Regions from separate parts of the Homo sapiens genome. Here region 2 is linked to region 1. Evidence: read pairs that join two places in POLR2A ChIA-PET (ENCODE). Cell type or tissue: Caco-2. All regions are shown on one strand. Links, peaks and the distances in the headings refer to the core of each region. The heading gives the core; the rest is flanking DNA. Region 1 overlaps GABBR2 (gamma-aminobutyric acid type B receptor subunit 2). Region 2 overlaps GABBR2 (gamma-aminobutyric acid type B receptor subunit 2).

Evidence for each region. ChIA-PET counts read pairs that join two places held together with the same protein. Peaks named below come from ENCODE experiments on the same cell type or tissue, not always from the same donor. Only the 100,000 strongest peaks of a DNase experiment are listed, where the experiment ranks them.
Region 2: POLR2A ChIA-PET joins it to region 1 with 6 read pairs; 2 of 35 experiments call an interaction of 5 or more read pairs at or near these places.

Annotation. Positions count from the first base shown.
Region 1 is chr9:98,281,186-98,293,551 of GRCh38, forward strand. GABBR2 (gamma-aminobutyric acid type B receptor subunit 2) reads right to left here. Exons shown (of 19, transcript NM_005458.8): 19 at 6,924-9,564. The coding sequence ends at 9,399. Among named protein-coding and RNA genes, the nearest start is that of TBC1D2, 32 kb to the left of the region's middle. In Caco-2, for the core only: no CTCF peak of the experiment used is centred there; DNase peaks (open chromatin) are centred at 6,412 and 7,946.
Region 2 is chr9:98,405,822-98,418,187 of GRCh38, forward strand. GABBR2 (gamma-aminobutyric acid type B receptor subunit 2) reads right to left here. Exons shown (of 19, transcript NM_005458.8): 8 at 260-320. Among named protein-coding and RNA genes, the nearest start is that of TBC1D2, 160 kb to the left of the region's middle. In Caco-2, for the core only: a CTCF peak has its summit at 4,562; no DNase peak of the experiment used is centred there.

The DNA.
Region 1 (12,366 bases), core at 4,293-12,292:
TGAATGCTGTAAGCCTAAGCTTATATCTGGTTTGAGCACATTTCATAATTTAAGTCAACACAGTTTGAAAAGGTGTCCATATGTCTCTCTCTCTTTCCGCTTTCTTTCAACAGGGTCTCACTCTTTTGCTCAAGCTGGAGTGTAGTGGTGCAATCAGAGCTCACTGCAGTAACTTTCTTTATAAAAACAATTTAACTCAACACTAAAAAGGTGTCCATATGTCTCTTTTCTTTCTTCTCTTTCTTTTCCTTCCTTCCTTCTTTCTTTCCTTTTTTCTTTCCTTCCTTTCTTTCTCTCTCTCTCCTTCCCTTCCTTCCTTCCTCTTTCCTTCCTTCCTGTCTCTCTTCCTTCTCTCTTTCTTTTTTTCCTTACTTCCTTCTTTCTTTTGACCTGGTCTCACTTTGTGGCCCAGGCTGCAGTACAGGGGCACAATCATAACTTACTGCAACCTTGAACTCCTGGGCTCAAGCAATCTTCCTACCTCTGCCTCCCAAGTAGCTAGGACTACAGGCATGCCACCAAGCCCAGATAATTAAAAATGTTTTTTTGTAGAGACAGTCTCACTGTGTTCCCATGCTGGTCTTGAACTCCTGGCCTCAAGAAATCCTCCCTCCTGGGCCTCCCAGAGTGCTGGGATTGCAGGTGTGAGCCACCATGCCTGGCCCTCTCTATTTTTTTTTCATGTTTGAGAAACACTGTTTTGGGTCTTTTCCATTGGAATTCAGATGGAGAGAAATCAGATGTATCTTCTCTCTCACAAAAACCCTAACTTCACAATAGTACCAGACTTCTCCAGTTACAGACGTGGTGGACTAGGGTAGCCAAGAACAGCCACAACCTTGGAGAACAAAGATGGCCGAGCTAATAGCACTTCAACACTGCCAGAGCCTCCAGGCTGGCAGCTTCTCCTATGTCATGTCATTCCTAAAGCTTTGAGTGTGGAGATTGTTTTGCCATCCAGTTGACCATTTTATTGCTGGTCTTATTTTCTAGTATTTCTACTGTTGTATTCAGGATGTTTGAGATTTATGGCTCTATGGGATGACATGTTTCCTATTGCTTATGTAACTTAGATGGAAAGTAAGGGTGACTATGCCCTGTGAGATCTAGATGTGATTAATCCTAACTTTCTATTCCCTCCATACTTGGCTCTGGAAAAGACCAGTGCTTCTTCAATGCTTCTGTGAATTTTGGGAGAGCTTATGGGCTCATGGTCACCTCTTGCTCCAAATTCCCACTGATGCAAAGAGTATATATATATATAAAATATATGAAACATATCATATTTATCATATATAATATATAACATATATACATTATATAACATATATCTAACATATATACATTATATATAACATAGTATACACATATATACGTCATATATGTCGTATATATGTATATATATGTATACTCTGTTGCCCAGGCTGGAGTGCAGTGGTGCAATCCTGGCTCACTGCAACCTCCGTCTCCCGGGTTCAAGTGATCCTCCTGCATCAGCCTCCAGAGTTGCTGGGACTACAGGTGCGTGCCACCATGCCCAGCTAATTTTTGCATTTTTGTAGAGATGGGGTTTCACCATGTTGGCCAGGCTGGTCTCATACTTCTGACCTCAAGTGATCCACCCGCCTTGGCCTCCCAAAGTGCTGGGATTACAGGTGTGAGCCACCGCGCTTGGCCAGAGAACATATTTTTCCCTCTGCATCTTGTGGCTGCTGCTTCTTTTATCCTTACTCTGGTCTCTACCTAAACATAGAATTTGCTGTTTTTCTTTATTTCCACTAAAACTCACAAAGCTTTTACTTGTATAGTAAATGTAACCAAAGGTTTAGGGACATTTTGCAGGAGGGAGTGAAATAAAGGGAAGACAGAGGCTTTTACTTCATGCAACACAAATGACTTAAAATCAAATATTCAACATCCCTATTCTTTTTTTTTTGAAAAGGAATTTTGCTCTTGTTGCCCAGGCTGGAGTGCAATGGTGCAATCTCGACTCACTGCAACCTCCACCTCCCAGGTTCAAGTGATTCTCATACCTCAGCCTCCTGAGTAGCTGGGGTTACAGGCGTGTGCCACCATGCCTGGCTAATTTTTTGTATTTTTAGTAGATACGGGGTTTCATCATGTTCGCCAGGCTAGTTGCGAACTCCTGACCTCAGGTGATTCACCCGCCTCAGCCTCCCAAAGTGCTGGGGTTACAGGCATGAGCCACCGCACCTGGCTGACATCCCTATTCTTAAAAGCTTTTTAGCCACACTGTCCTGTTATTTATCACCCACTCCTTTCATTTTTCTCTCCTTCTAACCCCAAACTTCTAGTTCTTTTTCTAACAGAATTGTTCTGCTGTCTCTCTTTTAGCCTTGTCTTTAGAATCTCACCTTGCCCCTAACACAGCATGTCAGGATGTTTTCCCTAATGACATTCTTCCTAGATGCAGTCTGTTGTGAGGAGACTAGGCTGTTGGCTGCCCCATTGTACCTACTAAAGCTGCTCATTTTACATTCCTCCTGTCTGGGAGTAGCACAAATATAAGCTTAGTGTTCACAAGGCACTTTCCCCTACATGAGCCTCTTTGACTGTCAGAGAAGCTCTGAGCGAGGTATCATGTCCATTTTACAGATGAGGGATCAGAAGCTCAGAGAGGTGGAATCATTCAAAGCCATGCAGCCAGGTAAGTGAAGGTGTACAAATGTGCACCCAGGCCTGATGATTTTTCAGATGTAACTCACATCATCACACATAGACAGGATGCGTGCTGTCTGATCACGCAGCAGTCTGAAGTCACATGGATTCCATGACAGGTGATTAACACACAACAACTTAGTTGTCCTTGGTGCAGCCACAGCAGCCCCTGCAGGTGCATGCATTCTACAGAATTGGGCTGCTAGTTCTCTCCCTCTCCCCTCCTCTTCTTTCTCTCTTTTGCTGGCTAGCTTTTACTCATTTTCAGGTCTAGGTATAGGACTGGCTACATAATTTGTGGGCTCCAGTATGAAATTAAAGTGCTAAGCCCTGGGCCGCGTACAGTGGTTCGTGCCTGTAATGCCAGCACTTTGGGATGCTGAGGTGGGAGGACTGCTTGAGCCCAGGTGATCGGGACCAGCCTGGGCAACATAAATTTTTTTAAATATTTTATTTTTTAGAGAGATCTCATCTCTCTAAACAATAAAAAATTAGCCAGGCATGGTGTTGCATGCCTGTAGTACCAGCTACTCGTAGGCTGAGTGGGGAGGATTGCTCGAGCCCAGGAGGTCAAGGCTGCAGTGAGCTGTGATCATGCCACTGTACTCCAGCCTGGACAACAGAGTGAGACATTGTCTCAAAAATAAACAAGTCAATAAAAAATAAAAATAAAATAAAATTCTAAGCCCCCTTTTCAAAAGTTATTTAGAATTTCAAAATAGTTACAGCAGAGCATTAAGTCGAACATGAGGCCCTTTAAAAACTGTATAGGTTGCAAACCCCCAAAACTAGCCCTGTTTGGAGGCTATGGCCCCCAGGAGGCATGTCCATTCTGGAGCAGGTGCTTATCACAGGCTATTGTCATTTCTTCATTAAGCATCTGTCTTCCTATTAGTGTGTGAGCTTCTTGAGACCTATATCCTACTCACTGTTCACCTGGCACCTAGCACAGGCCTTGGCAAAGATCAGGGGCTCGGTGGATGCCCCATTGAGGGTCTGGGGCTCCTGAAGGTGGGACCTGGAGGAACCAGACAGTGAATTGTCATCTCTGGGCAGGACCCACTCAGGACCACGGACAGGGCAGACCAAGTATGATGGAGTTAGCCCCTGGGATTTGCCAGGGGTTTCAGATGTGGGGTGGAGGCAGAGGAGGGACCAATTTTCTCTTCCAGAGAGTGTGTTAATCATTTACTGTCCAGTACCTACAAACCCTGCTCCTCAAGGCTAAGTAAGGGGTGACAAGCTAAGGGGGTAGGGGACAGGCAGGTGACAAGTGCTGGGCACGCAGCTTGGTGCCAGCCCTCCGGCCCTCAGCCTGGCTCCTTGACCCTTCTTTAGCCTCCTGAGGCTTCTTAGCCCCATCTTCCCTTTGGGTATCCTTACCCACCTCCCTGTTCAGCAGCGTGTGTGAGGCCAGGGAAATATCTCCTGCATGTCTCCTTAATACCAGGAGGGTTTCAGACAACAGTGAACCCCTCGTGGAGCCCCTCTGCATCCCACAGATTTCTTTTGGTTCTAAGTGACAGAAACCCAACTCTATGTAAGCAGAAAAGGGTATGTATTAGTTTAAAACCTACAAGCTCAAGGATGGATGTATTTTTAGGTATCACTGGTCCTTGAGCCTAAATGATGCAATGAGAGCTCAGTTTCCCTCTTTTCATTGCTCTCCACGTGGAGGGCAAGATTTCAAACTTCTTAAAAACGGCAGGGGAAAGCTTTGACTGGCTGGGCTTGGTTAATGAGCATATCCCTGAGCCAATCCTGTGTCCAGCAGTGGAAGCAAGGGCGGCCCTCCAGATTTTCTCTCTTCTGCTTTCCCCCAAAAGTAGGGCAGTGCTTTCAGAGGAGCTGCAGGAAGGCAGATGTGGTTGCTGGACAGGCAGAGGTGCTGATGGCCGCCAGTCTGCTTTTTGCAATCTACCCAGTACCACCTCCTCTCCCTGGCACTGGCTTCTAGGCCTGTGGATCCTGATCCTTGTAGAGAAGAAATTGCTGAGCACAGGAAACTGCCTGGAAGGGCAGGCCTCGGCTGGTGCCCCAGGCTTAATGTTTTCAGAAACCTCTCCCCTTCTTCCCTCAGAGTGGACCCCAGTGTTGTCTCCACACCCCAGGGTGAGGAGACCCCCAGGCAGAGCTTTCTAAGAGGGCTTCAACTCCAGAAAGCCTGTCTTTGAGGTTGGGAAACACTCTTTTATTTTTAACTCAGAAATGACCCAGTCATAACAAAAGGAAGACAGAATGCTTTTGAAGAAGAATGAAGAGGAATGAAGTGCACCATTGCTGTCTGGGCTTTTCCTGCTTATGGCCAAGCAAGGCATCACTTCAGTGATGTGACAAGGAGCATCTTCAACACTTGGGTCATTTCTCTCTTTCAGACGTGCTAAGAGGAAAGACCAAATGTTGTCTTGGCTGACTCCATATTTAGTGAGGCTATGTAAAGATTTCTCAGTCTGTGGTAGCTGAGAAATTGCTCTATGGGGCAGCGTCTCACCGCTGTGGTCGTACTACCTATGGCAGAACAGGTGTGGGAAGTGGACTGAGAAGAGCCAAGTCTCAAAACCAGGACATCTGGGTTCCATGCTGGCCCTCTCGTGACCTTCTGGTTGACCTTGGCTCCAGTTGCTGGGCCTCCGTTTCCCCAACTGTACTAGGAGGGGCTGGGTGAGATGACCGCTGCCACCTTTCTCTGCTCTAATTTCTGTGAGTCAGGGTCAGGTAGAGAAGGAAGACCAGCTAAGATTCTGGTTGTTCCTGCCTTTGCCACAGCCTTATTAGGTGGCCTTGGGTACGTATTCTTCATGTTGGGCCTGTTTCCCATCCTTGAACAACCCACATCCCGTAGGATGGCTGTATGAGCAGTGGTGTGGAGCAGCAGGCACAGAGCAGGGGTCTCCTGGGCCAGGATTCAGAGAGCCTGCTCCTTGGGAGCCTCCACGTTGAGGATCCCATGTCCCGGAAAACTCCAGGCTGGGACTAGCCCTCCAGTGGAGTCTGTGAGTCCAGTGCACCCATTTCTAGGACTGCACCCAGTCACATGAACCTCGGGCCTCCCCAGCCTGCTGTGGCCACCTCTGCTTTTACTCTGCCTTCTAGACCCAGCAACCAGTGTGGACAAGCCTCTGTCAAAATGTTCAATTATGAAAAGCCTCGTTGAAGCCCATTCTGAGCTACAGGGAGGAACTGCTGCCCAGTGGAACGTCATGGAAGCAGACATGAGTCCCATCGTCAGGGAGCTCAGGGTCCGGAATGGGGAGGGGACAGCGTGGGCATGTATGCAGTGCTGTAGAGAGGGGGAATGTCCTCAGTCCAGAGCTAGGAAGAGAAGATCCCATTGAAGGGGATCTAGTCGGAGCTGCCGGCTGAGGCTCAGCACCCTGGAGAAGTAAAACAGACTTTGGGGTGGCTCCATAGGCTCCGGGGGGTGGGATGATGAGGCTAGAAAGGAGCATGGGGCCAAATCTCGACAGGCTGGCAAGGCCCCGAAGGGGAGTTGGGGCTGGAGAGGTTGTGGGTTTTCCATATTATTTAAGAATCTTGGGATTGCAAGTGATGGGAACCCAACTTGAACTAACCTCGGCAAAAAGGGCAATGTATCAGAAGAACAGAGAATCCAAGGAAGTCCTGAACAACTGAGCAGGTGAGGAGGGCCCAGAGTGCCTTCAAACCTCCTGAAAACAGCTGGCAGAAACCCTGGGAAGTGCTCTGATTGGCTGGTCCTGGATAATGAGCATATTCCTGAACCAATCACTGTGTCCGGGGGTGGGAGCAAGGATGGTGGGAGCAAGATTCCCTTCCAATAGGTCCCCTTCCTTACCCCAAAATCAGGGCTGTGCTTTCAGAGGAGCGCAGGAAGGGACCGCTAACCAGGTACTCAGACACCATCAGAACTCAGCTGTTGGTCCTGATTGTCTCTCTGTTGGCTCCATTTTTTTTTTTTTCTGTTTCATCGCAGACTAAATTTCTCTACATGGAGGAATCCTGAGGAAGTGATTTACCGGCCCAGCCTAGGTCAAATTCCCACCCTCGAATTAATCAGCTGTGGCCAGAAGTTGGGGTCACCTGGTAACAGGGCTGCTTTGCCGCTGTCAGCAGGAGGCTGGGATGGGCAGTTTATGAAGGAAGGGACAATGCTGAGCAGGCAACCCCAGAATTGTCCCCTGAGTTTCTAAGCGGAGGAATATGGCCCGATCTGACCTGCATTTTGGGATGAGTAGGCATTAAAGACGACAGGTTTTTTCCTTTTATTCATAAAAACAAATTTGCAACAATTTATTAAAAATCGATACCATGCAGTAGGGGTACGAGAAATTCCTCATTTACATTTGATTCTGGCAGTTCCAGTCTAATTTAAAGCGTTTTGTGCACTAACATCATTGGAAAATGCCTTCAGGCCGAAGCCTCTTCAGAAATGGACGGTGTGTTTGCTGCATATAAAAGAACAGAACCATTAAGTAGCTAGAGTCACTTCTGTGGGTCTTGTTATTTGCGAGGAAATTAAAAAAAAATGGGTGAACCTACAGTATCAGTAAGACAGAGAATGTACTTCGTGAGTTAACCTAGAAGACAGCGCACGCTCAGGAGTCACAAAGGGTTACAGACGCACAGGCTCACCTCCGACAGTCCAATACTTTTGTTTGTTTTCCTGCTATGCTGGAATAATATTTCTACAGGTATTTTTTTTTGTGTGTGTGTATACATTATGTACAATTAATTGTCTCTTTCCCTTTGAAAAATTAATGTGGTCCTTTAAATTAAATTTGGTTTTGGTGAAATCAAGAAAGCAAGTAAATACTGGTAATACACAGTGAGTGACAACACCGATTTTTAGTGCCTAAACAGAGAATGACTTCAACTTGACCTGTGATGTGTTAACATTTTTTTTTCCCTAAAAGCTACAGTACCTCCATAACCTCTCTTTGGGGAAGGGGAGCAGAAAGCTATGCTACGTGAAATAGGGTGCTTTGAAATGTTGGCATTGGTAAGATTCCTGTGGGCCCTTTTGTCAAAGCCTGGTGGAGAAAACAGTTTATTCCTGACTGCAGTGGTTCTGGGAAGAGATTATTGCCTGCCTGTTGAAGCTGCCAATAGGTTTCTTTAGGGAGTGAGCGAGCTGCTCAGTTGTGCAGACATCCTGGACATTGTCATTCAGGCCTTTCTTGAGCAAAGAATGAACCTGTCTAGGAATGTCAGAAAAGTCACTGGGAGCCTCCCTCCAGCCCGGATGTTCTGGGTAGAGGGCTGTGCTGGAAGCTTCTCTGGGCCACACCCCCGGCTGTAGGGAGGGCTGAAGGTCAGAGTCATACTCATACCTCACGGATCAGGGCGGCTTCACTGTTTGGTACAAAGCTTTCCTGGACAAGATCAAGTTTCAATCCTCAGAGTGACCTTGTGAGGTAGGCAGGACAGGTGTTTTAGTTCAACCCCAAGTTACAGAGGGGAAACTGAGGCTCAGAGAGACACTAGTGACCTGATCAAAGTCACGTAGGGAGTGGGCAGGGGACTGAGGACTTGAACCCAGGTCTGTCTGACTCCCAGGCCAGTGCTCTTAGGGGCTCAATTTAAAGGGAGGAATGATCTTATGAATGAGAATCAATCTGCTGACTGATCACCCCAGTGATCCCAAGGGGAGAGCTCACTGGCTTGTCTGGATGGAAGGCTGCCTTCTGGAAGCCAAGGGAAGCCCTCAGCCAGCAACTCTCTCCCCTATGTCTACGGGGATGTCTTTTAGCAGAGTGCCTCCAATTCACTTTGGTCAGAAACAAAGTTAGTGGGAAAAAAAAAAAAAAAATCCCAGCCAGCCCTTGGGCCCTGATGAGAGAGGTTAAAGTGCACAATCTTTCTTTATCGTGTTTGCTGGGAACAGACATTCCATGATTAGCTCGGGTGGTCCCCCTGGTTACTGGGAGCATCCGATAGGAACACAAGGACATGGCCAACGTGGTGGGTGCATGACAGACTGTCGGTGAATGCTGCAGAGCGTGTCTGCAGTGACGTGCCCTAAATCCCCACGGTCCCAGGAATGGGTGTTATTGTGTTAACGTGTGGCATTTACCAGAGTAACAAACATCTCATTGGGTGACACAGGTCCCATGTGGAGCATGTAAGTCAGCCTGCTCCAGTGCCGCAGCCCTCGGCCTGCCTGCTCCAGGGCTGTGCCTGTCTGCGCTCCTGCAGACTCCCTGTTCCAGGAAGGCTGGGGTCAGCTGGCCTGGCAGCTGGGGGCCTGGTGGCCCTTCCCACCTCCTCCCCCAGAGTGGAGAAGGGCTAGCCTGAGGGGTCACAGCCAGTGATGTGTGTGCAGAGGCAGTTTCTTCAGAAGCTCCTTGCCTCTTCCCAAGGCTGCTCGAGCCACTCCGTGACTTCCAGCTGGAGTTCTAGTGCCTCTCTCCTTGTCTAGTTTTTTTGTTTTTTTTTTTTTTTTTTTTTTTTTGCAAGTTTGATATCCCAGCGCCTCCTTGTTTGCAGATGTTAAGGAAGACGTCCCATTTCCGTTCCTCTTCTTTGTGAAGAAATAAGGACTTCACAAATAAGGCTCGAGGTCAGGTGCCAAGTCTCCCCCTGCCCCGTCCTGTCCACCTGAGTGCCATCCGAGTGGTCCTGAGAGGCCAGCCATGGTGCCCAGCTTCTCCGCAGCCAGAGCCGACAGTGTTTCTGCAGCAGACCCCTCTGCCCAGTGTGGTTCTGTCACGGGGGAGGCCCCGGGCCCAGGCCTCCCACCCTTACAGGCCCGAGACCATGACTCGGAAGGAGGGTGGCACATGTCTGTGGCGGGGGCTGGCGGTGGGGCTGACGCAGGGGCTGACACAGCTGGCGTCCACGCCTCCGATGGATGGGAGGTAGGCGTGGTGGAGGATGGGGAGCTGGAGGGACAGCCGACGCTGGATGCTGAAGAGAAGGAGAGGGAGGAGTGTTAGTGAAGGGTAGCTGGGCGCTTACCAGAAAGTTCCTTGGACTTGCTTTGGCTAAAAAAGCTGATGACAGGAGCATATTTTTCTCTGAATCCAAGATCTGTCCATCCAATCATCTAACCATTCAGCAATCCAGCAGGTATTTAATGAGGGCCCATATGTACCAGCTACTGCCCTGGGAATGACCAGGGAGACTTGAATAAACAAGGGAGATGAATTTTCTCGAGCTTTGGGCCAGGATTTGGTGGTTATTATAAATACCCTAGCAGAAAAGATGCTCCTTGACTTACGATGGGGTTACATTCCCATAAACCCATTGTAAGTTGAAAATATCGTAAGTTGAAAAATGCATTTAATCCACCTAACCTACCAAATATCCTAGCTGAGCCTCGCCTACCTTAAATGTGCTCAGAACACTTACAGTTGGGCCATATCATCTAACACAAGGCCTATTTTATAAAAAAGTGTTAAATATCTCATGCAATTTACTGAATACTGTACTGAATGTGTATCACTTTCACACCATTGTAAATTTGAAAAATGGTAAGTTGGGGACTGTCTGTATTACTAAGGACAAAGCTTTGCCTTTCTATCAGGGCTTTGCTGCAAACCAGATAGTTCGCATTCTCTACTCTTGCAAACCTCCACAGGGCTTTCAGTTTCATCCCTGAAAGACTTCTCGCCTGCTCCATCCTTCCTCTCTCCCGTCTGCCTCTGCTTTGCCCAGGACCGCATCTCTTCTTGCTGGGCCAATTCCCACAGGCTCTTCCAGCTTCTTTGGTAACTAGTGTTATCTTTCCAACACTAGGAAGCCAAGGAAGGGAAAAAAAGGGACACTGATGTGATATTTGGGGCCCCCTAAGTTCCATCTTTGGATCAGAATTTTCCAGGTGAATCTTCCATCCTTTCCACCTGTAAGCCCTGCCCTCTGGCAGCCAGTTTCCCTGGAAACCCTGCTCCTGGGTGCTCTTCTGCTGTTTCCCTGTCTGGAAGACTCTTTCTCTGCTTCCTGACATGATGAACTGTGTCTCCTTCAAGATCCAGTTTAAATATCACCTTGTTTGTGCTCACTCTCTGCTAGGAGAACCCTTCCTCTGCTAAGCAGAACCCTAGGTAAATACTCAGAAATGAAGCCAGAAAAAGCTGGAGGCAAGATGGAGCTGGGTGTGGGTTAGCACGTGATGGAGGAGCAGCAAGGGAAAAGGGAGCTGCCCTCTGACTCCCTTCTCATTGCCACACCCTTCTGGTCTTAATGACTGTCATGTCACTTTGTTGAAAAGGCTGCTTGCGGCAAATGTGCCCAGGTGACTGCTCCTCTGCTCGGCTCAGCTGCATTCTTGCACAGTTCTCCATGGGTGCAACTTTCACACCGCATTCCTTGAGAGAAGGGACTGAGTTCTTATGCCTTCTTGTGTTCCCAGTGCCTGGCCACTCACGTGCAAAAAAGCGAAAAACAAAAACCCCAGAGCTTAACAGACACCCAATAGGCAAAAGAAATACTGCTATTCCCATTATAAAGAAGAGGGAAGAGTACAGAGTTCAGGTAACTTCCCCATGGAAACAAAACCAGAACTGGGGAAGCTGGAATTCTTGCTGCTTCTGTTCAACCACATTGTTTTGTGGTGGAGGCGAATCAACTCATGGGGGCAGCCTTATCCCAACTGGGTGTGCCCTTGGGGTTCATTTAGGTCACTGGTGGGTTCTGAGATAGATGGGTACAGACGAAGTGCTGCCCACACTTTCCAGAAAGATTCCTCCCAAGAGACACCTCACAGGTGTGCATGGAACTACAGTGTTGGAGATCTCATTCTGAAGTTAAAGTTGGACCTGTATAATGTCAGCTGAAGTCTGTGTCTTAAGGCAAGATCATGCTGGCAAGAAGTCCAGGACAAAAAGGGAAGAATAAACTGTGACCTGGGAAAAGGGTGTCCTGTCCAAGCACCCAGGGCAGGGCTATCTGCCTAGGCAAGGTGGGTCCTGTGGTTGTCAGAGCATTCTTCTGTCTGTTAGGATCCTGTTCACCTTTCATTCATTCAACAAATGCTTGTCAAGAACCTATTCACTGGCAGAACCTGTGTTCGGTGCAGGGGACACATGAAGGACTCATAACTTACTCTCAAGGTGCTTACACTCTACTGGAGGCAACTGCTAGGCAAACTGCTGACAAATTCCATGTAACTCTCACTCACTGTCCTGGACTGTAAGCTGGCCAGGCCTTGGAGCTAGTTGGGTTGACAGGCCCTTAGCTCTAATACTAAAGAGCCCCAAATGATGCTGCAATTGGTGATTTGGCTGCTTTTGCTGGTTCCTCATTGCTTGTCACTTCCAGAGGCCAAGTTTCAAAGTTTGTATTTCCAGCTTCTGCTTCCAATGTGCTATAAGATGGGAAGGCCTAAAATTGCCTGTGGGAACAAAGCTAACAGAGATGTTCAGGTCTTTGCTTTGATGTCACCATCTCATTGAGTCTTCTCTGACCACCCTATTTAAAATGACACTCCCTGACCCCCTTCTGTGCTTTTCCTCCAAAGCTCCTATTGTTTGACATGCCACTTCTTGCTTTTTAATTAAGCTATCAGCCTCCTAGATAGAATGGAAGCTCTATGAAGATAGGAATTTTAGTCCGTTTTCTTCACCGCTGTAACCCTAGCACCTATGCCTGACATACAGGAGGTCTCAGTAAACTGTTAAGTAAATGCATTTAGCAAGGTTAAATTTTACACATAACAAAGGCAGCGTCTTGTGGTAGACAACATGGGATTTGATGTTGGAAAGATGTGAG
Region 2 (12,366 bases), core at 1,897-9,896, 120 kb after region 1:
TGAATAGTTTCAGTCTTCAGCTGGCTGAATCAACAGACGTGGAACCCATGGAGATGGAGGGCTGATCATGATGCGGCTGAGAAAAAAATATTCCAAATAGGTTGAAACTAATGTTTTCAGAAAAGTGTTTTCAATTGGCTCTGCTTTCTTTTATCTGGAACATCACACTTGCATTCCTTTTGATGTATTATATTGCATAAAACAACATTCCTGAATCTAAATTTTATCAGCTAGAAAGAATAAGCATCAAAATGCCTACCTTGAAATTGAGTAAATTTAATGGTCCCCATTCTCTCCCCATTCCGGAATACAACTTGACCCTAAAAACAAAACAAAACAAATCAAACAAGAATAAAAGAGAAATGCCACATTAGCCCAAACGCCACTGATCTCACAGCAATTCATTAACTGTACAATGCGATTATTAATACTGGAGGAAAAACAGATTCCCGCTGGACCACAGATGAAAATCAAACTAATTGTTTTTAAATTGGTTGTGACTTTATCTGGTTAATTTGAGGAGAACAAAATCAATAATGGAACTAACACATGTGAATTGAAGCCAAGATAAGCATCATCATGATCACCATGACTATTAATTAAACACCCACGTGTCCGTGCTATAATGGGGACGACGTCTTCTGGGGTGCTGGAAAGATGACGGCAAAGGTGAGGCCCTTTGGGCCCGGCCCTGACTCCTCTCCCTGTGCCCCACCCATAAAGATACGGGGTATTGCTGAGTCTGCTTGGCTTCAGGACCAGAAGGGTGCTAGAGGTCTGTTGGTATTTCTTATTAGGAATAGAGAATGTTTTTCTAAGTTTTTCCTGAATGGTGACGTCAGTCCCAATTATAACCAAGCTATGGTGCAGCAAAAAACTAAGCTTCTTGAGCCAGCGAGACCTGACTAGTGTCACAGGCAGCTGAGTGCCCCTCATTAGGGACCTTGGGGGCTAAACATAGCGTTATCTCCTGCATCTGCCCTGCTGGCTTCCAAATGCTTGGCTAAATATATCAGGAATTTAGAGATGGAATGTCATCTCTTCTTTCCGATTTATGGCCCACCTAAAATTCTGCAGCCATACGAGGAAATTGACACACACTATATCACTGAATCTTCATGCCAAACGTAAGTGATAAGGGGATGACCCCCATTTTGCAGATCAAGAAACTGAAACTGAGAGAGGTTATGGACTTCACACAAGGTCACTGTAAGTGAGGCTGCTGGGATTCAAATGCAGGTTTAATTTTAATGTCCATGCTACTTCACTGTGGCATGTTGCTCTTGATCGAGAAATAAGTTTCTTCCTGTCTTTTCATTATTGTGAAATTAGGAAAAGAAATGGTTTTAAAGGTATCCTGCTTTTCTCTCACTGTTATGCTTTTGTGTCATCAGGCAACAGCACAGACAATACTCTGGGTTCCACTGAAGTCTTGGGAGAAAACCCCAGGAAGCATTTTTCCTTAGGCAGAAACCTAAAGACTGAAGCCCTGCAGCTTCCAGAATAAAGGGGGATCGCTCAGCCTGATCCCAGAACGAGAAACACCTTCCAAGGCCACCTGGACACCTTTTTGAAACCCTGAAGACAGCTGTGAGTAGTATCAGTTTGAAACTAATGCCCACCGAATTCTATATTCAGGTGACGGTAAGCAACTCCCTGGAGTGTGAAAACACTTCAACCAAGGTGAGACAGGAGCTGTGATTTTTATTTCGAGGGACAATTGAAAATCACAAAACACCTTCTAAAAGGATCATTTCTATGTAAATGGACCACTTTGCCTGAGTGGGAAAGGCTGTCCACAAGGAGAAATTTTTTTTTTGTCTGACAGGATGGGGATCTAATTTACCAATCTTCTGCCAAGCTTTGAAGAATTCCACAGGTGTCTAGATTTAAAATGCGCACAAATTCTGCAGACTCTTTATTAGTGAAATTACAAAGTGTGTGGAATGGTATTCAAAGCTTCCATGGAATGATACAGGAGTGGGGGTGAGAAGAGCCTTCCTTTACTTTGTGAACAAAACTAGTCCACCTTTGAAGCAAGATCTGTCATATTTTATTTTACTAAATATAACTATTTTGTACTAACAGGAACTCCTCCCATCTCTTTGATTTCTCCTTAATTTCTCAGGTGGTACAGTGGAAGTAGGCCAGCGTGTCTCACAAACTGGGTTCAGTCCTCTCTCAGGCAAGTTCCAGAACATCTCTGAATTATGGACCAAGCACAGGTCCTGGTACAGGACAGGTGCTCAGCAAATGGCAGTAGTAATTTTTATTTAAACATGTTTAATAGTGGGGAGCTGAAATCAAAAGATGTTAAGCACCAGAGAGCTTTCCAGCCCTTGGGAAGCGAGTTTCAACTCTCAGGTGATTTCAGCTGACAAAGTGGAAACCACTGGGCCCCCAGCCACGATGTCTTCACCTCCCAGAATCATCAGCCCCCAAATGACTGACTTCCCAAACAACACGAGACACTGTGCATTCTGCCTACCGATGAGAGAAAGTAGAGGGCTTCTGTGACTGGGGTGACGAAGTGCTGATGGAGACACGGATGTGTAACTGACTATGTTGAGGGTCTGCATCAGGGTCACCATGGCATCTGTTGGGTTTGACTGGTGAAGCCATCCCTGCTACCCTAAGTATTGCCGACTGGATAGGGGACCACTGTGCCAGCCAAGACAGCCTTGACAAGACCAGGTATGAGGGAGGCCACAGGCCAGTAAGGTGGTTCTCAAGAAGTTCTGCCCAATAGGTGTCCCCCTTATTAAAAGGTGGTCAATTTACAACATTCCAAAAATATTTACCTACTGCGTGCTCGATACCCTTCTAGGGACTGATGCCTGCTCTTGGAGAGCTTTTTATTTGATTAGGAGGGATAGCAGAAACAAGTCCTCCAATGCTTAAGAAATTTCAGTTAGTGATGAATGCTATGAGAAGATCAAAAGGGTGATGGGAAAAGGAAGTCTTTTTTTATTTTTTATTTTTTTGAGACAGGGTCTCGCTCTGTTATCCAGCCTGGAGTGCAGTTGTGCGATCTTGGCTTACTGCAGCCTCCACCTTCTGGGTTCAGGCGACCCTCCTGCCTCAGCCTGCGATTACAGGCACACACATCATTACACCCAGGTAATTTACTAGGGGAGCTGCTTTAGTTGGGTAGTTAGGGAAGACTCCGCTCAAGACGTTATAAGAAAGCTGAGACCTATCTGGAAAGAAGGAAATATTCTAGCCAGAGGCAAAAGCCAGGGCCAAGTCCCTCAGGTGGGGAAGAGCTTGGAATGTTCAAGGAACAGAAAAGGCCAGCATGGCCGGAACACAGTGAGGGAGGCAGGGTTGTGGCTGGGCGGTGGCAGATGCATAGGTGGACAGGGGCCAGGTCACATTGCCCCCAGAGACCATGACAAAGGGTCTGGACATGACTCTAATGAACAGCGATGAGGGTGGGGAGGTGAAGCGGAGCAGCCTGTGATGTGATTTCAGGTTGGAGAAGATTGCACTGTCTGTGGGGTACAGAATGGATGGTAGTGTGGCAAACGTGGAAGCAGAGACTCTGGAAGCTCTGGCTCAGTAATCCAGGTGTGAGAAGATGGTGGTTTCAGTGAGGCTGGTGGCCAGACTCTGTCCCTCCACAGCTCAGACTGCATGGCAAATGTAGCTAAGCACCGAGCCCAGGGCAGTGCCTGTCTTCCGTTTGACTCCTCTTATCCTGTGTGGTGGATGCCAGGGGTGCGCCCAGACACCCCACCCAGGATGGAGGCCCTCCTCCCCAGCGGCTAGCATCTGGCTCCTGTTGAGATGCCTTGCACCCAATCAGAGCTATGTTAGTTCAGGTTATGCCCCCTCCCTGGGGGCAACCTGCAGCTAGCAGTCAGTGTGAAGGGTCATGGATCTAGCCCTGCTGCCTCAATTCAGGACACCCGTGAAGGACCATGGAATCCCGAGGTCCCCTGGGATTGGCTGAGCTCATGATTGCCACTGCATCACATTTTGACTTCTCCCGCTGCCCAGCGCTACTTGGCTTCCTCCCTTCCAGCTTCTGTTCCTGAAAACATATCCTGATAAACTTCCTGTATGCAAATCTTTGTCTCAGAGCCTGTTTTCTGGGTAACCCTGTCTCAGACACCCTGTCATCAAAGGTCGCTGGGGCTGGCTCTTTCTTGCCACCTGAAGGAGCTGAGCAACAGGGCATGGTGGGAACAGATGGGGCAATGCTGCCACTAGATGCTTTCAGAGCCACCGTGGCCTGCAGTTCAGCCAGGGGAGCCAGGCCAGCTTCAATTCCTAACACCCCAGCTTGAGCTGGAATTTTTTTTTTTGGTTTCCCTCCCACAAAGGTTGCACTTCTCCCAGCACATGTAGTCTTTATGTAGAGATAAATATCATGACTCTCCTTAAGCTTTCGTCTTGTGCAATTCCAGGGCTGTAACAGAATCATCACATTCATTTGAGACCAATCCAGGTGATGAGTTAAATTCTAAGGCAAGGGAGTTTGGTAACTCTGGCCGGGGTGGGGGCTGATAACTGTCTGGTGGCTCACAGTTCACACTCACTCTTCTACACTCTCCTCCTTGTGGCAGGGACTGGAAGCCCTGAAACTACATTTCCCAGAATCGCCTGCCAGCTGGTTTCCATTTAGGGAAGCGGTCATGGGAGATTAGAAAGAACGCATAAGCATGCATGAGGGAAAAGCTTTTTTTTTTTTTTTTTTTCTTCCTCTGCTCTGGTTGCAGCAAGGGGAGCTACGAGTAACTGCAGGTGTCTGTGGGGCCCAGCAGCTTCTGATTCCTGAACCGTTGGAGTGTGGGGGCCCCTGGCTGCATGCTCAGTGGCCAGAGATAGGGCCCCAAAAGTAGCAGAAACAGCAGCAGCAGGAGCCTCGGAGGCCTGTCTACCTGGGCTTTCCCTCCATTATTTCATTTGTATTCCAAATCTGCTCTGTGGTCATTTTTATAAATTCCCTGGAAGTAAGATCTGGTATCAATCAACATCCAGTCAAGAAAACAAAAACCACTTCAGGCATTTCAGGGGCAATGGCAACATCACTTTCCCTTTCATTCTTCCTGCCCAAGGGGCATGGCAATTTTCTGAAGAACTGTATCTGCCACAACAGTCTCTACCTGTTTTCCTCCACCATCCCTTCCAACAAAGTTGGAACCAGTTCCTGTATGAAATCTCCCTCTGAAATGACTGAAGTGGTTTGTGTTTTCTCCACTGGATGGTGATTGATAATGGATTCTAACTTCCAAGGAGTTTATAAGAATGACCACAGAGCAGATTTGGAATACAAATAAAATCACAGAAGGGAAAGTTCCAAGTGGATAACTTATAAGGATTTTTTTTCCCCCTGAAAGAGATGTTGCTAACGTCAAAGAAAGCAGTCTGTTTCATAAAAATCAATCCAAACTAATAGTTCAGGTTTAATTGGGAGCCATAAAGCTGCATTTTCTCCTTCAGCGAAATCTTCAGAATGTATAGGGTAACTTACGGATAAAACCCTAAGTTTTGGCGTTTGCCAACAAGAGTAAATATTGCCATCCATGTGAGCTTGGATGCTCATTGAGCGTTTCTGAGCATCAGTTCTTCTACTTGAAAAATAGTAAGAACAATACAAATTTCTCAGGGTTGTTTCTGAGAATTAAAGAAGATAATTATGAAATGAGAATAGCCAGGGATGGGGCACAGCAAGGGGTAACTTATTGTAAAGGGTAACTGTTATTGTAATGCCTTGAGTTAGTAAAATCCCATTTTTTTTTTGTTTTGTTTTGAGACAGGGTATTGCTCTGCTGCCCAGGCTAGAGAGTAGTGGTACCATCATAGCTCACTGAAACCTCGAGCTCCTGGGCTCGAGTGATCCTTCCACCTCAGCCTCCCAAGTAGCTGGGACCATAGGTGCTTGTCACCACAACCAGCTAATTTTTAAAACAATTTATTTGTTGTTGAGATAGGGGTCTCAGTATGTTGCCCAAGCAGGTCTCAAACTCCCGGCCTCAAATGATCATCCCACCTCGGCTCCCCTGAAAAGTGCTGGGATTATAGTTGTGAACCACTGCACCCGGCTGCAAAATCCCATCTGATGTCAGTTCAGAATCCTCAGAAAAGTTAGTGGGGAGTAAAATGGACACTAAGGATTCTAGAAGCCAGTAGGATTTAACAGCCTCCTCTTAGAAAAACTAATTCTCTGTTTTCATTGTTCATCTTTAATACTTAACTACTAAGCATGAGTAAAATTCACTCCAACAAGTTTATGAGTCTTATAGGTTAAGCCCTTTGTTGGGGCCTCTCTTTTTTCCTTCTTAAATTTCACAGTGGAAGGCAGAGATACTCTCCCTGAGAACAAGATCTGGTGTAGGGTCAGGGAGGCAAGAAGGGGAGCTTTCATGCTTCAGCCAGTGTTACAGGCAACGCCTGGGCAGGGGCGTGAAGCTACTCTGAGTGAAGACTCGCTGGGCTCAGCCTAATATTCTGGAGCCCTGGGCCTACTGAGGGACAGTCTCTGCAGATCACAGTGTACTTAGGGAAGGATTTTCTTCCTAAATATGACTCTAGACTGCACTCTTATCTCCGGGTTGTCGAGTGTGCCTTTGGGAGGTGTGAGCATGCATCCTCACTGAGGATTTGACTTGTGCTGTGAGAAATAAGATCTGTCCTGACACATCACACTGGCAGGAAAATGTCTTAAGTTAATGGAGGTTGAAGGGTGTTAGGGCTCTGAAAACAATACTCCAAAAGGAAGGCCTCAGAAGTCTCCTCAGAAGCCAAAGTTTTTCTCTGACCTTCTCCTGGCCTCCTGTCCCTCAGTCCCTTGCTCCTCTGGGGCCAATCACAGAAACTCCAATCCCTCTTCCCCAAAGCGGGTCAGAGAAACTAGCCATAAAATGTAAAATATTACGCCAGTGTTCCCTCCAAGTTTCTGTGTAAAAACTGGCTATGAAGAAATCATGTAACTTAGCTTATTTGACTGTAGGTCATGCGACCCCCATTCCGGAGAGAGCCCTGCGCTTCCAGAAGGAAGGAATGAGTGCTCAGAGAGGTCAAGAAGAACCTAGACAGACAGGCCTTGCTGGGTTCCCCACTCAGTCTATCAGCATTGGATCAGAGCCTTTTAGTCCAATCACATTCCTACGCGGCTGTCTAGACTTTATTGAATCTAAGCATAAAAATAGACAATTTCCCCTGTATCTCTGGGTCTTCATTCTGAAGGCTCCCATGTATATATATTAAATACATGTGAATGCCTTTTCCCCAATTGGAAGTTGATTTTCCAGTGAACCTTCAGACAGCCAAGGGGAAAGCTCTCCTAAGGCCCCTACAAAGACCATGGGGGACCCTGGTAAGTTCTGTTGCAGGGGCCAGCAGATCAATGTCTGTGTGAGGGATCCAAGCCCATCGTGGACTGTTCTGCTGCCAGCCCTCCTCCCAGGACAGCACTGGTCTCAAAGAAACAATGCAGACTTTGAGAAAACACTGGGGTTAAATTGCTTGTCAGGGGTTGCATAAAGGGTGGAGATCTGCATGACACAGGCTTGAAGGAGAAGGTGCCCTCTGTTTCCACAGGGATGGCAGGATATAAAAGAGAGAGAGAGAAAAATAATTGAGTATATCCACCCACATGTTCTGTAAAGTTTAAAAAATATTCTTTTTTTTTTCTTTATGTCCCCTTGAGCTATAGAAGAGGCCACATTTTGTACACAATTTAAAATATTTTCTTACACCAAAAATTCTTTTGTTAGACACAAGCCTTCAGGAATGTTTGATGCACTCATAGAGCCTAGAGCAGTAGGTTTGCAGGGAACTGAAAGAAGGAGCAGAATGGGAGGTGGGGTCTGTCCCACTGCCAGCCTTCGGCGGGTGGACAATAAGGATGCAGGGGCATCTTTCTGAGGGACCATAACCAGACGGCTCAGAGGGTGCAAGTAGTGACCCTCCACAAAGCATGTGGTGGCCTAAGGTGGGGCTGTGTGCGGTGGAGGGAAGCGGGGACCTAGAGAAGATGGCTGGGTGGATGGCCCAGGAAGGGTGGAGCAACTCCCTCTCTTTCCTTCCACTTATTATAATAAGAGAGTCAGGCTTATTTAGAACAACAAAATATCAGGTGTAAATGAGTGTCTAAGAAGTACGGGAAAAGTGAAGTAAATTTTAATACAGACACATGATGAAATATTAGGATACGTGCATTCAATCAGCAAGTCCTGTTGGGCACCTATGATGTGCCAGACAGGCACCAGATCAAACAGTGAGCAAAATCAACATGGTCCTAGATTGCATGAAGTGTAGGGTCTGGTGGAAGACAGAGACATTAAGCAATAAACACACGGATAAATAGAGGATTACAAACTGTGATCAGTGACATAAAGGAAAAGAGCAGGGCTCCAAAAGAGAAAACTACAGGAAGACCCTAATTTAGACTGGAGGCCAAGGAGGGCCTTTCCAGGAAGGTGGCATTTGCACTGAAACCTGAAGGAGCTGGCTGAGCCGAGAGCAAGGGGGAGAATATCCTGGAAGGAGGAAATTGCAAGTGCAAAGGTCCTGAGGCAGGAAAGAGATTGGGAAATCCAAGGACCTGAAACAGTGCCGATAAAGCTGTAAATGGTCATTGAAGAGCAGCTGAGCAAGGAATGTGACCGGCAAGGTGGACAGGTGCAAGGCCACGCAGAACCTTACCAGCTATGCCAAGGATGCTGAGCTTCATTTTGAATGCAAGAGGAGCAACTGAAGGGTTTTAATGAGGGGGTGACTTGATCTAAGTCCTATAGACTTAAGTATTATATTATAAAAGTTATCAAAGGTTAGAACAAGTGATATTCCAATTGTGCCAGTCGCTGGCTAGCTGTTGACCAAATTCATTTCCTTTTCCTCCTAGGCACATGGCCAGACTAGGTTTTCCAGGCTTCCTGACGGTTGGGTGCGGCCATGTGACAGTCCTACCAATGGAATGTGGGTGGGAGGGACATGGTACTCCAGGCCTGGACCATGAAAACCTCTCACAAGTTCCTGATCCTTCATGCTTCCCCGTTTTCCCCCCTGTCAACCAGATTGATAGGATCTATCGGAGAACCCTGAGGCCTAAGGAACAGTGGGGACATGAGACAGAGGAGCTTGGGTCCACGAATGATCACGTGGAAAGGCTAACAACCAGAAGGACCCACTTTGGACTTTATATAAGAGATAAATAAAATTTTACTGTGTTAGTCCACCAAGATTCTCAGATAACTCGGTTACAGCAGCTAGTGTTATTTCTCCTAATACTATAATGAATTAAAAAAGTAAAAAACAAAACAAAGGATAAAAATTGTATATACAGTATACTCGCAATTACGTAAAAATTACCCCCACAAAGTAAAAACGTTAACACTGGTTGGTCCCGGGAGTGTGATTATCGCTTTTTATTTTTACTTTTTAATACTTTACCTATATTCTATAATAAATGGGTATTATTTTAATAACAAGAAAACTTTATTAAAAACTTTTTAAAAAGATGTGATAAGGAGGCACATTTTACCGGCAAAAATAGCAATATCATCAGCAATAAACTAATACTCCCTCTTGAAATAGATTAATTTTTTTACTATTTTACTAATAATTTTACAGATTAATTTATTTACTGTTTTGTCTGTGCAAACGTAAGCCCGTTTCCCTCTCAAAGTCGAATAACAAAGAGAGCAATGAACAAGTTCAGATTCAGGCTGAACTTGGCCATTTTCTGGGAAGGGAAGCTGGGGCAAGCGCCTTTTCATCTCTGTGCTCAGGCTTCCCTCGGCAAAACGTGCAGAGATGATATTGTGCAAGCTACTTTTAGCTTTGCTGAAACATTTGTGTGCGTTATTTAAGATTTTTTTCCCCTGGGGTTCTCCTTTATTAATAGATATTCAACAACACCCTCAATGGAATGAGGTATGTATGATGATCTCCATTTTACAGATGAGGAAACTGGAAACTGAGAGCCTGAGAGGTCAGGACTTTGCCTAGGGTCACATAACGAGTAGGCAAAAGGACTGGGACCCACCTCAGTTGTGTCAACTTTAAGCTCATGCTTCTAACAACATGCCATTCTCCCTCCTGTTTGCGAGAAGGAGTCATTGATCAGAAAATGAGCTCTCTGCAGGGGACTGGAGTAAGTACCACGTGACCTTGGGCTAGAGGGATGGTGTGTGGGTGTAGTAGGAGTAGGCAGAGGAGGAGGAAAGATAGGTAGTCAGGGATGTGTTGGTTAATGTTTAACAGCTGGCTTTTTGGGGAGAAGAAAAAAGAGCTCTGATGTGTAGTGTTTGCCAATTTCCGTGGTGTAAATACACCCACCATGGTAGATTTCAAGCTATCAATGATTTAACAGCTGGCTCACAAATTCCTGATAATTTAACAACTGGCTCTCAGCTCTCTCTGGAGCCTGCAGGAGCTGGCTCCAGCACACCCATAACCAAGCCAGTCCTCTCTGGCTTCCAAATTAAGATTGTGAATGCAAAATGCCCTGTTTTTACCTGCACAACTGGGTGATAATCTCTTCCCAGAAACAAGCGAGGAGGCCACAAATCAGCATGGGACTAGCTGGAGAGAAGGGGCTTGTGCCAAATATTTACCTACTGTTTCTCAGCTCCCAAGCCTGCCCTCTCTATCCTGCTCTGTGATGCTAGGGCCAGGGCTCCACAAGCCACATCTCCCAGACTCTGTCCTGTTAGCTTCCGCCAACAGGAGGCTCTGAGGTAGAGTGGAAGGGGATGATGGGGACTCCCTGCTCTCCTGTTCCTGTCAGGCAGGGTCCTGCCTCTAGCTTCTTTCTGCGCTTTCAGCACCAGCCCTGCTATGTCCCTTTGAGGGGCCATCAGACATCGGGCAGACATGCCCCTCTTCAGACATCAGAATACTAGCTGTGCAGGGCTTCTCCTCTGAGCTCCTGGGTTCTGAAAAGCTCATCTCTGTCCTTTCATTTTCCTAGCCCTAGGGGCAGTAGCTGTTTCTTTCTGCAGCTGGTATCCGTTGACTGCTTCAGTGCTCCTTCTGTACTCCTTCCTCCTCCCATCACCTATTAAACAATTCCTTGTATTAAATCCCCTCTGTTTGAAATGCCTAGAGTGGCTTCTGTTTTTCAGACTGGACTCCTCCTCTCCATCTACCATGTGGTTTTGGGACTTGGTCCTCCAAGCACAAGCCTCCTATGTTAGGTCCCAATTAAAGTGGCCTCCCCTGTTCATGTCCTCTTTGGCAACGGCAATGCTCCCGGCTCCTTCCTCCACACCCTGAGCTGAATATGGTAATTGCCTCCTGCTGGATGAAGCTTCCGAGGGCAGGAAAGTGCTCTTTCCTCTTCAAGGGCTGGGAAGCAGCAGGATGCAGGACTATTGGTTACGTTGCACTGAGTTGAGTTGAGTTGAATGGACTGGGTTCCCCAGTGTTGGTGGGCCAAGGAGCAGGATCTCTCAGGAAGAGCTACGAAGGAGAGAGAATGGACACTGGCCAAGAGCATTTGCTCAGTTAGCTCCCCAGGGTAAGAGGACTGAGAGACATGCAGAGTGGCCCAAGGTGGAGGAGCTACTTGTCACAGAGGCCTGAAGGTGATCACAGGTTGGGAGATCAAGATGCCCTGGAGGCTGCTGGGCCCTCGGGACCTGCATCCCATGGGCCAAATGATGTTGGCTAACACTATTTCTTTACAATTAAACCAGAAAGGGCTTGGGGCTTACAGTGAGTAGTTCGGGGTTCTAGTCCCAGTTCTGTCCCCAACTCCATGTGTATTCATAATTGTGTTCCTTCCCTTCTCTGGGCCCCAGTTTCCTCATTGATAAAATGAGGGGACAACTGGCCACATACAATGTTTGTTGAGTGCCTGCTCTGGGACACAGCATGCTAGACCCTGCAGTGTTACAATGAAAAAGACAAAATCGTTGTCTTCTAGAAGCTCCCAGTCTAACAGAGATGACAGAATTTTTTTGTGTAAGACTATTATAAGGTAATGTGAGTTGCTAGGAGAGAGTGGGTACAGAGGGCTGGCAGCACAAAGGAAGGGCACCTCTCTTTGAGGGGGTGGCTTAGGGGTACAGAGAAGAATGACCATGTTACCCAGGCAAAGAAGATGGGAGAGGAAATGTTCTAGGCAGAGGGAACAGTGCATGCAAAGCCTAGAGGCAAGAGACAGTGTGGCTCTTTGGAGGAGTAGAAAGGAGGGTGAGGTTGCTGTGGGTGGTGTGCATGGGGTGGAGGGCTGGTGGGAGGCAGAGAATGCAGGAGCCACATCAGGCAGGGCTTTGGACCTTATGCCCCAAATAAGGGGCCACAAAAGGGGTGTTGGCCAGGAGATAGCAGGTGCAACGAGCTCTTTCCCTTTTGTGGAAAATGGATGGGCATGGGGGAAGGACTGGAAGCAAGGCAGCCAGTGGGAAG